Linked DNA regions of Homo sapiens: region 1 is linked to region 2. A link is a loop called in an ENCODE intact Hi-C map of the cell type or tissue named here. Cell type or tissue: gastrocnemius medialis. All regions are shown on one strand. Each heading gives the region's core, and the rest is flanking DNA. Links, peaks and the distances in the headings are about the cores only. Region 1 overlaps SHISAL2A (shisa like 2A). Region 2 overlaps GPX7 (glutathione peroxidase 7).

The links. Peaks named below come from ENCODE experiments on the same cell type or tissue, not always from the same donor. Only the 100,000 strongest peaks of a DNase experiment are listed, where the experiment ranks them.
Region 1: it touches region 2 in a loop (7-fold over the local background); 6 of 110 quality-filtered maps call a loop at or near these places.

Annotation. Positions count from the first base shown.
Region 1 is chr1:52,656,071-52,662,889 of GRCh38, reverse strand. SHISAL2A (shisa like 2A) reads right to left here. Exons shown (of 3, transcript NM_001042693.3): 3 at 5,825-6,100. The coding sequence ends at 5,850. Among named protein-coding and RNA genes, the nearest start is that of SHISAL2A, 26 kb to the right of the region's middle. In gastrocnemius medialis, for the core only: no CTCF peak of the experiment used is centred there; a DNase peak (open chromatin) is centred at 3,979; H3K27ac peaks cover 2,500 bases.
Region 2 is chr1:52,602,781-52,607,380 of GRCh38, reverse strand. It overlaps GPX7 (glutathione peroxidase 7), which reads right to left. Exons shown (of 3, transcript NM_015696.5): 2 at 436-697. Among named protein-coding and RNA genes, the nearest start is that of GPX7, 2.7 kb to the right of the region's middle. In gastrocnemius medialis, for the core only: no CTCF peak of the experiment used is centred there; DNase peaks (open chromatin) are centred at 3,050 and 3,500; H3K4me3 peaks cover 743 bases; H3K27ac peaks cover 2,500 bases.

The DNA of each region.
Region 1 (6,819 bases), core at 2,466-4,965, 55 kb before region 2:
CTTTCCACAGTGTATTTAACTGTCTATTTAACCTAGCAGTCTTCCTCCAGTAGCCTGAGAATTCCCTGAGGGCAGGAATTATGACTGATTCATTTCTTTGTTCCTAGAGCCCAGGACAAGACCTGGCACACAAAAGATAGTCTGTTGGTTAGCGGACTATGGCTGAAGGTGGGGCTAGAGAGATCTACTTGTCCAGAGCCCTTGGAGCCCTAAGGGGTACTCTCTTTAAAACAGAAAGGGTGGGGGGGCGGTACCTCACGCCTGTAATCCCAGCACTTTGGGAGGCCTAAGTGGGCAGATCACTTGAGGTCTGGAGTTCAAGACCAGCCTGGCCAACACGGTAAAACCCCATCTTTATTTAAAAAAAAAAAAAAAAAATTAGCCGGGCATATTGGCAGGGGCCTGTAATCCCAGCTACTCACAAGGCTGAGGCAGGAGAATCACTTGAACCCGGGAGGTGGAGGTTGCAGTGAGCTGAGATTGAGACATCGCACTCCAGCCTGGGTGACAGAGCAAGACTCTGTCTCAATAAATAAATAAATAAATAAAATAAAATAAAATAGAAAGTTGACAGGATAGAATGCTTCCTCTACCTGGATGAGACCCTTCAAGTATTGCCATGGTCCATCAAGATTAAGTTCAACCCCTGCTTCCTCCATGAAGGCTTCCAGACTGTTTCTTTTCTCCTGCCTTAGAATCTTTGCAACTCTAATGGTCCTTACCCCACATCTTGGCATTTGTTTGGGATCTCTCTCTGACTGTTCTCTAGGGGTTTCACGGGTCAAACCTACTCTTCATCTCTAGTAAGTAAGGCCTGAAGGGCGGGGTTGCAGGATTATTATTATTTTTTTTTTTTTGAGACGGAGTCTTGCTCTGTCACCCAGGCTGGAGTGCAGTGGCGCAATCTCAGATCACCGCAACCTCCTCCTCCTGGGTTCAAGCGATTCTCCTGCCTCAGCCTCCCGAGTAGCTGGGATTACAGGCACCTGCCACCATGCCTGGCTAATTTTTTGTATTTTTAGTAGAGACGGGGTTTCACCATGTTGACCAGGCTGGTCTGGAACTCCTGACCTCAGGTTATCCGCCCTCCTTGGCCTCCCAAAGTGCTGGGATTATAGCTGTGAGCCACCATGCCCGGCCGTATTCTATTCTAAGGGCTTGTCACAGTGGTGGGCCCACAGTGTGTCTTCAGTCAACTCTCTCAGAGTGGGTCATCTGCTCTGGGTGGCCTTGATCCTGTGAGGGATGGAGAAGGTATGCAAGGAGCCCTTCACACCCCTGTGAGTGTTCCACACACGAGACTTCCCAGGTGGGACCCAGGGTTCTGGGACCGAGCAAGGCATGGAGCTCTCCTGGGCTGTGGCCTGCAGCCTGGCTTTGGCTGTCTTGTGCCCTGGCCCCTGAGCCAACAGGCACAGATCAGGAGGAGCAGTGTCATGAGTCAGTCAGGCAGTAGAATGGCCTCCCCCTGACCGGAGGACAGATGTCTAGGGCCCAAGTCATTTCTTGTGGATACATGAGACATCACTGTCCTTTAGACTTCTGAAGGATCTGCAACCAAAGGGCCCCAAAGGCAGAGATCCTGAATGGCAAATTTCACTTCAATGTTACAGAGAACAGGAAGCAAGTGCTCACAAAAGGTGTTGTCGAGTTCCTTTCCATGCTTGAAACCCTTTCCTGTGGCTCCCTTTTGCCCTCGGGATAAAGACCAAGCCCCTTAATATGGCAAAGGCTTCAGGACTTGGCTCGTCTACCCTTCCAGCTTCATCTTTCACCATTCCCACCTTGTGTCTACCCAAACTGAACTACTTATTGTTACCTGAAAGAACCATATGGTCTCTCTTAGCCATAGGTCTTCATGTATGCTGTTCCTTCTGCCTTAAATGCTGTTCCTCATCTTGTACCAGAAACCTCCTTTCACCTGTCAGTGGGTCCTTTAAACTTAATCCAGTTATTGCTTACTCCAGGAGGCCTTCCCAAAGTCTTTGGCTAGATTAGGGATCTTTTGTAAATGCCTGTAGCAATGAGCTTCTTGAAGATAGGGATCGGGACCTCATTTAGCCAAGATTCTGGCAGAAAATCATTGTCAATCAATGTTGAATGGACAAACAAATGTGAACGTCTGAGAAAAAAACACCTAGCAGGATAGCTGTAAAGGGGAGTGGAATGTTCTAACGTTTCCAAGTTCCAAGATTCAACATTCTCTAATTCTGGGCTGAAGATTCACTCCCCTCCATCCGAAGCCCACTCTCCAGCTAGCTCCTCCGCCCTGTGCCCTCTGAGTGTTTGTTCTCAGGCAGGCACACACACATGTTCTGAACATAACCGGGAAAGCAATTTACAAGAAATAATTGCCGGTCGATGTGTGCTTGGGAACAGCGGTGAGCTCAGACTATTTCTGTCTGCGTATCAGCCCACCCAGCATCCTCCCACTGCGGCTGCCCTGGGGGAGGGGCTCCTATCACACAGGGTGGGCAGTTTGTTTCTAATGCAGGACCCAGACTAGCCAACCCCAGTGACAGCCGGCTCTGAGCCTTGATTGAATTCAAAGGAGAGGAGCTGTTGGGGGGCAGGGAGGGGCTTTATGAGGCCTAGGATGTGTAGGTCAGCAAAAGCAGCATGTACATTCCCTTTCTCCAACTGTTGGGGAAATTCTACCAGGTCTTCAGGGCCTTGCTCAGTGTGCGGTCTCCCCCACATCTCTCTGGCTCGGAGTCCTCAAAGCTTGTTTTTGTTCTTGCAGAGGCTGTTGTGCTCAAAGGGTGGTCTCAGACCAGCATCATCAGCATCACCTGGAATTTGTTAGAAATGCAAATTCTGGGGACTTACTCCTGACCTACTGAGTCAGACACTGGGGTAGGAGGCCAGCATTCTGTGTTTTAACAAGCCCTCCACACAGCTGATTCTGATGCAGCCTCGAGTTTGAGAACCACTGCCTTAGGCCGCGGATGACCACTTTAGCGTTTGGAATGCACACAGCATCTCCCCCTTCTGACTGCTAGCAGCCTAAAGGCAAGGGCATTATCAGATTCTTTCCTGAAACCTCCCAGTCTCCCTTGAAAGTGTTCAGAGAAAAGTTGGATTTTTCTGATGAGGATACCAAGGACAGAGAAGGAATTCGTCCTGTGAAGGGTCGCACAGAGCGTCAGGGACTAAACATCCCAATATCACCCAGCCCCACCACATATATACAAGTACCCTAAGCTCTTTCTATAACAAATAACTTGCAGGTCCTGGGCCACACTGGCTCGCTCTCACTATTGTGAACAAGCTGTATTCTGACCATAATGTTTTCTGTTCCTGTCTCACCTGGAAACTTTGAGTCATCTTTGATGATTCAGCTCAGACATCATTTCTTCCTCCCTAAAGCCCCATGAAGGGCCACCACTGGGCCTCCTGGCCATTTGTGTGCCTGCCTTGTCCTCCATGTGAGCCCCTTGAGGGTGAGAACTGTCTGATTCCTCTTGTTTGTGGCAACCTGCACAGGTCCTAGAATAGAATGGATACCACTAAGTGTGCAGTAAATGGACAAGGGTGCTGGGTTTTAAGTGCTGAAAATAGGCTGGGTGCAGTGGCTCACACCTGTAATCCCAACACGTTCAAGGCTAGCCTAGGCAACATAGCAACCACCCGTCTCGATAAAAAAAAAATTTAAAAATTAGCTGGACACAGTGGCACGCACCTGTAGTCACAGTTGCTTGGGAGGCTGAGGCAGAAGGATTGCTTGTGTCAGGAGTTTGAGGTTGCAGTGAGCTATGATCTCCACTGCACTCCAGCCTGGTGACAGAATGAGACTGTCTCAAAAAAAAAATGCTGAAATAAAAGAGCACACACACACACACACACACCACCACCACCACCACCACCAACAACAACAAATGAAGCAAGACCAGAACCAAAATCTCTTGACTTCCAGCCTAGAACACTTCTGTGGGTGACTCACCCTGTCTTGCCACCCCATCATGTACCCTTTGGCTGGCCTCAGGCACAGGTATCTAAGAGTGACTCTTTCACTGTTGCCAAATCCAGCAGCAGGTCATGTCACTGTCTGAAATGTCAAGAGCTGCTTTTGGTGGCTGCTGAGCTGCGTCTCCACAGTCCTTGTCTTGCATTCCGAAGGCGAAGCCTAAAAGCCATCGCCAAAGTTAGGAGAGCAGCCAGGAGGGAGGGCTGACAGTCAGCATCTTGCCCTAAGATTCCTTTGCGATCAGATTAATAATAAGACATGTTAAAAATAATAATAATAGCTAACACATAGTGCTTTCCATTTGCCAACACTTTTCTATGTACTTGCATGGACTTAGTAATTTAGTCCTTCCCCAAGCCCTATTAGAAGATACTACTAAGATTCCAGCTTATATAGATGAGAGGACTGAGGCACAGAGGTTACCTAGCAAGTAAGTGACAGGGGCAGGATTTTAACCAGGCATTTGGCTCCAGAGTTGTTCAGTATTACATAGTTTACTGTTATTGTCCATTTGTAATTTAAAAAGTCTTTTAGCAGGAATACTATGTTATCATCCATTGGTCATTTAAAAAGTCTTTTAACAGGCCAGGTGTGGTGGCTCACATCTGTAATCCCAGCACTTTGGGAGGCCAAGGCAGGCGGATCACTTGAGGTCAGGAGTTCAAGACCAGCCTGGCCAACATGGTGAAACCCCGTCTCCACTAAAAATACAAAAATTAGCCAGGCATGGTGGCACACACCTGTAGTCCCAATTACTTGGGAGGCTGAGGTGGGAGGATCACTTGAACCCGGAAGGCGGAGGTTGCACTGAGCTGAGATCATGCCATTGCACTCTAGCCTAAGTGACAGAGCAAAACTCCGTCTCAAAAAAAAAAAAAGTCTTCTAGTAATTTAATGTTTACGAAGTGAGTTCAAATCCATCACCTCATTGAACACTTGCAATAACCCAGCAAGGGGACTGAGGCTCAGGAAGACAAGGGACTTTATCAAGGCCACACAGTGGCAGAGTCCACCCTCTGGAGCCTGTATTCAGTCTGATAACCATTCATTCATTCATTCATTCTTCTTCTTTTTTTGTGATGAGGTCTTGCCCAGGCTGGAGTGCAGTGGTGTGATCATAGCTCACTGCAGCCTCGACCTCCAGGGCTCAACTGATTCTCCTGCTTCAGCCTCCCAAGTAGCTGCAACTACAGGTATAAGCCACCACATGTGGCTAATTTTTAAATTTTTTGTAGAGTCTGGGTCTCACTGTGTTGCCCAAGCTGGTCTTGAATAAGTGGGCTCAAGTGATCCATCCACCTTGTCCTCCCAAAGCTCTAGGACTACAGGCGTGAACTGCCGCGCCCTGCCCCTATTCATTCTCTCACTTAGCACTCACTCCTTCATCTACCTAAGAAATAGAATGACGCCTGAGCCCTGTGCACAACATACTCCCTCTCTATCCGTCCCTCTGCAAGGGGCTTACTCCAGGATGGCGCACTCCAGGGTGAGGCAGAGCTGCTGAAGAGGCAGAGATCATCCCCCTCTGAGGGCTAATCATCTTCTCAGGGGCTCCTAAATACACCTACTGTGGGGCAGGAAAACCATGTCAGAGTTCTCTGACTTCCCAGTTGGGTGAGGGGCTCCTCTGTGCCTTCACAGGCCCCAGGCTTCCACCCGATTGCATGGAGTTGTTACTGACCATTTTTCCTAGGAGTCATGTCAAAGTTCTTTGGCCCACAATAGGCCAAGCAGAACAGTATGGCAGGGTCCACAGCAGGGCTGGGTATCTTTGCTGGGAGAAGCCCTCATTTATCATGCTAGGCTCTAAAGTCCTTTCCCACTCCCACCTTTCACTGAAGAGACTCCAGAAGGGGATGGTATGGAGACATTTATTGAATGTTTATGGGACTGGTCCACATAGGTCAGGGTTGGGTACAGAGGCTTCCTCAGGGCTGCCTGGAATGTCACTGGTGGTCACTGTGGCCATGAAGCAATGATGGAGGAGGCGTTTGGAGTTCACAGCCTGCCCCTCATTGCTCTCCAGCTGCGGGTTCAAGCAGGAGTAACTCTGCTGGAGAGGGCTCACTTTTGGCACTTCTGCCGCCATGCCTGTGTTCACACCTTGGCAGTCAGGAGAAACCTCCTCAGGGCCTGGAAAACAGCAAACTGAGGGTGTGTGGCTCTCTTCTTCCCCAACAGGATCACACTCCCCAGCTGACTTCTCTGGTGCTTACCTTGGGCAGTGCACTGTGGTCAGAGCCTTAGAAGCATCATTTGTTTAACATGTATTTATTAACAATACACCACATTATGCACTGAGAGCTGTCAGTGTTGCTCATGAACTTGTAGTTTGGTGGAGGAAACAGATAAGAAACAATTGTTAAGAGCTATGAAGACTTGACCTTCACCATAACCCTATGAGGTAGGTACTATTAGAAATCCATTTTATAGATGAGAACACAGGATTACCATACAGCTAGTATGGAGAAGAGTGGTGGACATTTTTAAAACATAGATTGTTCTCGCTTTGAGAATAGATTCCATGCTTCTCTTTGCTGAGTGACTTATCTTCTCTCTTCCTCTTAAATCAAAGCTTGAAAGGAAGTCCACTTGGCCTTATTATTCTCTACCTTCCATTCATGACTTGTTCAGCTGCAACTTACTTTGTTCTGCCCCCACTATACCTTCAAACTATTTGTCACTAAACCCATAGTCACTTCTAAATCCTTATCTCCCTTATCAGGAACATTTAACATTATTTATTTATTTTAAATTTTACTTTACCAGTTATAGGACTCTGATTCTTTTTTCCTTTTTCTTTTTTTAATCAGGAGCATTTGACACAATTGAACATTTCTGTCTTTCTAGAT
Region 2 (4,600 bases), core at 2,101-4,600:
CACTGACTCAGGGTGAAGATGCCTGTCTACTATCTTGGTCAGCTTTCTCCAAGCAGGTGGCCTCCCCTGTCTATGCCTTGGTTTCTCCATCATATGTCCATAAACTCATCTAGTTCACACTGACTTAAATGTCTCCTTCTAGGAGCCCCTGAATGTGAAAACAGGATCCCAGAAAAGTCCAAAAGAGTGACTTCTGAGGGACAAGTGAGAGGCAGCAGGTATGGAGATATTCTTAGGCAGGAATACCCCTCAGCTTCTACCTGCCTCCACTCTCCTCAAAGATTAGTGCTGGAACAAAGCATCAGTCCACCTGAGATGATCAGGAAGGGGAAGGGGCCCCAGGTCACCCAACCAGCCAGTGGCTTCTGCTGCCCAGGGAGCCATGGCCTCAGCCAGCTAAGGGAGGTGTGAGGGGATGAAGAGACCAGGACTTACGGGCCAGGTACTTGAAGGCAGGATGGGCACCAGTACCGGTGACTGCAATCTTGCTAAACATGGGGAATGAGACACTGTAGGTGCGGCGGGCAAAGCTCTCAATCTCCTTGTTGCTGTCAGGCTCCTGTTGGCCAAACTGGTTGCAGGGGAAGGCGAGCACGTTAAAGTGGTGGGGGCCCAGGTCTCGCTGCAGCTGCTGCAGGGCTCGGTAGTGCTGGTCTGTGAAGCCGCACTCGCTGGCCACATTCACCACCAGGGACACCTGTATGACAGAAACAAAACAAAACAAAGCCCAGACAAGCCAGTGAAGAGGCATGAACCTGTACATGCCCTGACACATCCACATATGTGACTCCCTCAACAGTTAATACTGCCTCACACATACAAGAACACTGTGTACACATATGTAAATGTGTGTCCAGTGCTCTCACACATACACAAACACATGCACACAGACAGGCACATATGAAATCAAACATTCAGGAGCTTACAGATGTGTGCACACATACATGAACATCTGTGAACATAAGTATACAACATACATAAATAGGTATGCACATGCACCACGATACAAACATGTTAGCAAACACCACACATGCCCACACACACAGCACATCCACAGACTGGGGCACACATACTGGTGAGCACATACTGAGAACTGATAAGAGGGGGTACAAAGGGAGACCTGGGCTCAATTTTTGGCTCAGTCAGCTAGCACTCGCCACTCTGCACTGTGTCAGTCTCCCTTCTAGAATGTGAACCTACTGAGGGCAGGAGCTATGTCCACTTCATCTCTGGGCCTGGCATATGAAAAAGTCTCAGTAAGTTTCAGATGAATGAGTAAGTGTGCACACAAACACAAACGCCTGCATGGGAACATAGACACAGGTTTTCTTGAGAAAAGAACCCTCATAACTCCAGGGCAATCACCTTTTTGTCCCCCTCCTCTCCAGAGAACTAACACCACTTTTGTTGTTGTTGCTGCTGGAGCAATGGCATAATCATAACAGGACATCCCCCCAACCGTTTGCAGTCTCAAACTTCTGAGCTGAAGTGATCCTCCCACCTCAGCCTCTCAAATAGCTAGGACTACAGGCACGTGCCATCACACCTGGCTAATTTTTTAATTTTTACTTTTGGTAGAGACAGTTCTCGCCATGTTGTCCAGGCTGGACTCAAAAACTCTTAGCCTCAGGCAATCCTACCAGCTAAGCCTCTCAAAGTGCTAGGATTACAGTCATGAACCACCATGCCCAGCCTACCACTTTCTTTTATCATTAGACTAATCCTTAAATTTATTAAAGCCTTTAGGCAATAAATACAAAGCTGGCTAATGGAACTTGATTATAAGACTTTGATTAGAATTTTGGCTCAAATGCTATGTTTTTAGCTTCTAGGTATATATTATTAATGGATTTAAAACCCTAGCCGGTGCCTAGGCAGCCTAGCCCTATCCTCCATAATTGACATTTGGGTCAGATAATTCTTTGTTGTCGGGGGGATGTCCTGTTTATTTATTATCAGATGTTTGGCAGCATCCCTGGCCTCTACCCACTAGATGCCCAGTCTTGACAATCAACAATGTCTCCAGACATTGCCAATTGTGCCCTAAAGGGAATAATCACTCCTAGTTGAGAACTACTGGGCTAGATGATTGAACCACTGAGCTGTACCTCCTGTACCCTACCTCCACCAGGTGAGAAAGGACCCATGCCTGGGGCCACTGGCTATTAGAACAACCTCCTCAATTTGAGGTCAGCATACACCATACTGTGCCTGGAATGGTGAGAAACTGGGACTGTTAACTCCCTTCCTCAGTTAGGGTTCTTCCTTTTTTTCCCCCTGCTGGATCCCTGGGCAATGAGAACATTAAAGCTTTTTTTTTTTTTTTTTTTTTTTTAAAGACAGAGTCTTGCTCTGTTACCAAGGCTGGAGTGCAGTGGCGCGATCTTGGCTCACTGCAACCTCCACCTCCCGGGTTCAAGCAATTCTCCTGCCTCAGCCTCCTGAGTAGCTGGGATTACAGGCACACGCCACCATGCCCAGCTAATTTTTGTATTTTTTAAGTACAGACGGAGTTTCACCATGTTGGCCAGGCTAGCCTCGAACTCCTCACCTTGTGATCCACCCGCCTCAGCCTCCTGAAGTGCTGGGATTACAGGCGTGAGCCACTGCGTCCGGCCAAAGCTTGCTTATTTTTAACTCACAACTTGCATGTCTGCCCGCTCTTTTGGAAGGGGGAAAATCTGGCTTCTAGTTCCATCCCTGAAACCAAAAAGCTTGGTCCTTAGAAACCAAAACACAGACAGACACACCCAAGTACACACAGTTAATTTACATATGTACATATACAAGCACAGACACAGACTCAGATTTGTACACAGAAGAAGTAAACCATTCACAAAGGCACACACTACACATAACCCCACACATTCCCAAGTGGTCACCCATTCATCCATACTGGTCTAAATGACTATGGTCCCAATTAGCCTGAGGGCATCAACCATGTCAATCTTGCTCATGACTATGTCATCAGAGCTGGACCCAGTGTCAGACATGTAGTAGGAGCCAGTAAATGTTTGCAGGTGAAGGAATGAGCATATTGCCCAAGCAGCAAGCCTAGCCTGGGTTAACTCAGCACCAATTACAGCTTTTCTGGACTCCCTGTTCCCTGGTTTACTGCTGAACTTGGCAACTAAGAGCATAGACTCTGGAGCTGGACTGTCTGGGTTCAAATTCTTACTGTCTTACTAGCTGTGTGACCTTGTTCTATTTTTGTCTTAGCACTTACTACTACTAGGAATTACCTCGTGCATTTCTCAGTTCCTTGTTTATTGTCTTTCTTCTCCTTACCCCATGTAAGCTCCATTTAGTGGAAATGTATCTGTTTTGTTCACCACTGTATCCCCAGGGCCTGACCTAGTATCTAGTTAGTATACAGTAGGTGTTCAATAATGAACAACGAATTAATAAGTAGCAGAGCTGGTCAGACGCTAAACCTGGGGCTCTCTGGTGAGCTGCCCTAGAGAGAACAGGAGGCCTGAATTGGAGCGGGCCCTGTTCTTGGTTCTTTGCCCAGAGTTCTAAATGAAGTTCCTGCTGGGATCCACCAAACACAGGTGCAAAGCACTCTACAGTTTACTAAGTGCATCCACGCCTTCATCTGATTTGAAACTCACGACACTCTGGGGGACAATCAAGCAGGGATTACTGTCCCCAAGACTCCCAGCATAATCGAAAATTTCAAGGCTTATAGAGTACTGGTCTTCACTAAAGATGGTGTTGCTCCCAGGAGAAAAATGTTGACATCTATTTTTGTGTGGTTCATCCAAAACTGGACGCTGGCCCACCTGTTCATTAGATTTCAACTCCCCAGCCATTTCACACCAGTCCCCAGGTCCATCCTGAAGAGGTCCACTCTGGGAGTTCTTCACTGCACATAATGTGACATGCAGGCCTCTCAATGTAGTGTTCAAGGTCCCGCCTGCTCCCTTGCCAGTCGTTTCAGCCTCATCTTCCACCACTCGTAGCCTCCAGCTTTAGACTCTTTGAAGCACAACAGCTGGAACTCCTGGCCCCGCGCCCCCCCACCCCCTTCTTGCTGTTTGCTTCTTAGTCTTGCTAAAATCCACTCGTATTCAAAGACTCAACCCAGATACCCTTCCTCTCCGAAGTCTTCTCTGAGCTTAGATTCCCTCTTGGTAATGAGGGGGCAATTAGCCTGGATGACTCTTATGTGTGCCCCTGAGCTGCCATCTAAGGACTTGGCCTAGAGAGGACCCCGGATGTGGCGGTGGGGTTCTCTTCCAGGCCCCGTCTTTCTAGTGTAGTGTGACCTTGTGCGAATGCCTGCCCTCTCTGGGCCTTTGTGCCCTCTCCCAGGGATGATCCGTGTGAGGTCTCCGTGCATCTGAAATAACTCTCTCTCTGCCCTGCACATTGATCTCCACAGTGTTCTTCACTGGACTCCGAATCAGCCACTCCCCGTTCCAGATGCAGAAAATGAGGACGGGAGAGGGAAAGGCCGCACGATGCTACGGTTACTTTTTTCACCCGTGAATGGCAAAGGCTGGGCAGTGGTGCCCGGCCTCCCGGCGAAGGTCTGGACCCCGCTGCCCAAAGGTGCCGGTAGCGAAGTGGGCGCCGACTGCGAGCGCTTCGGGTT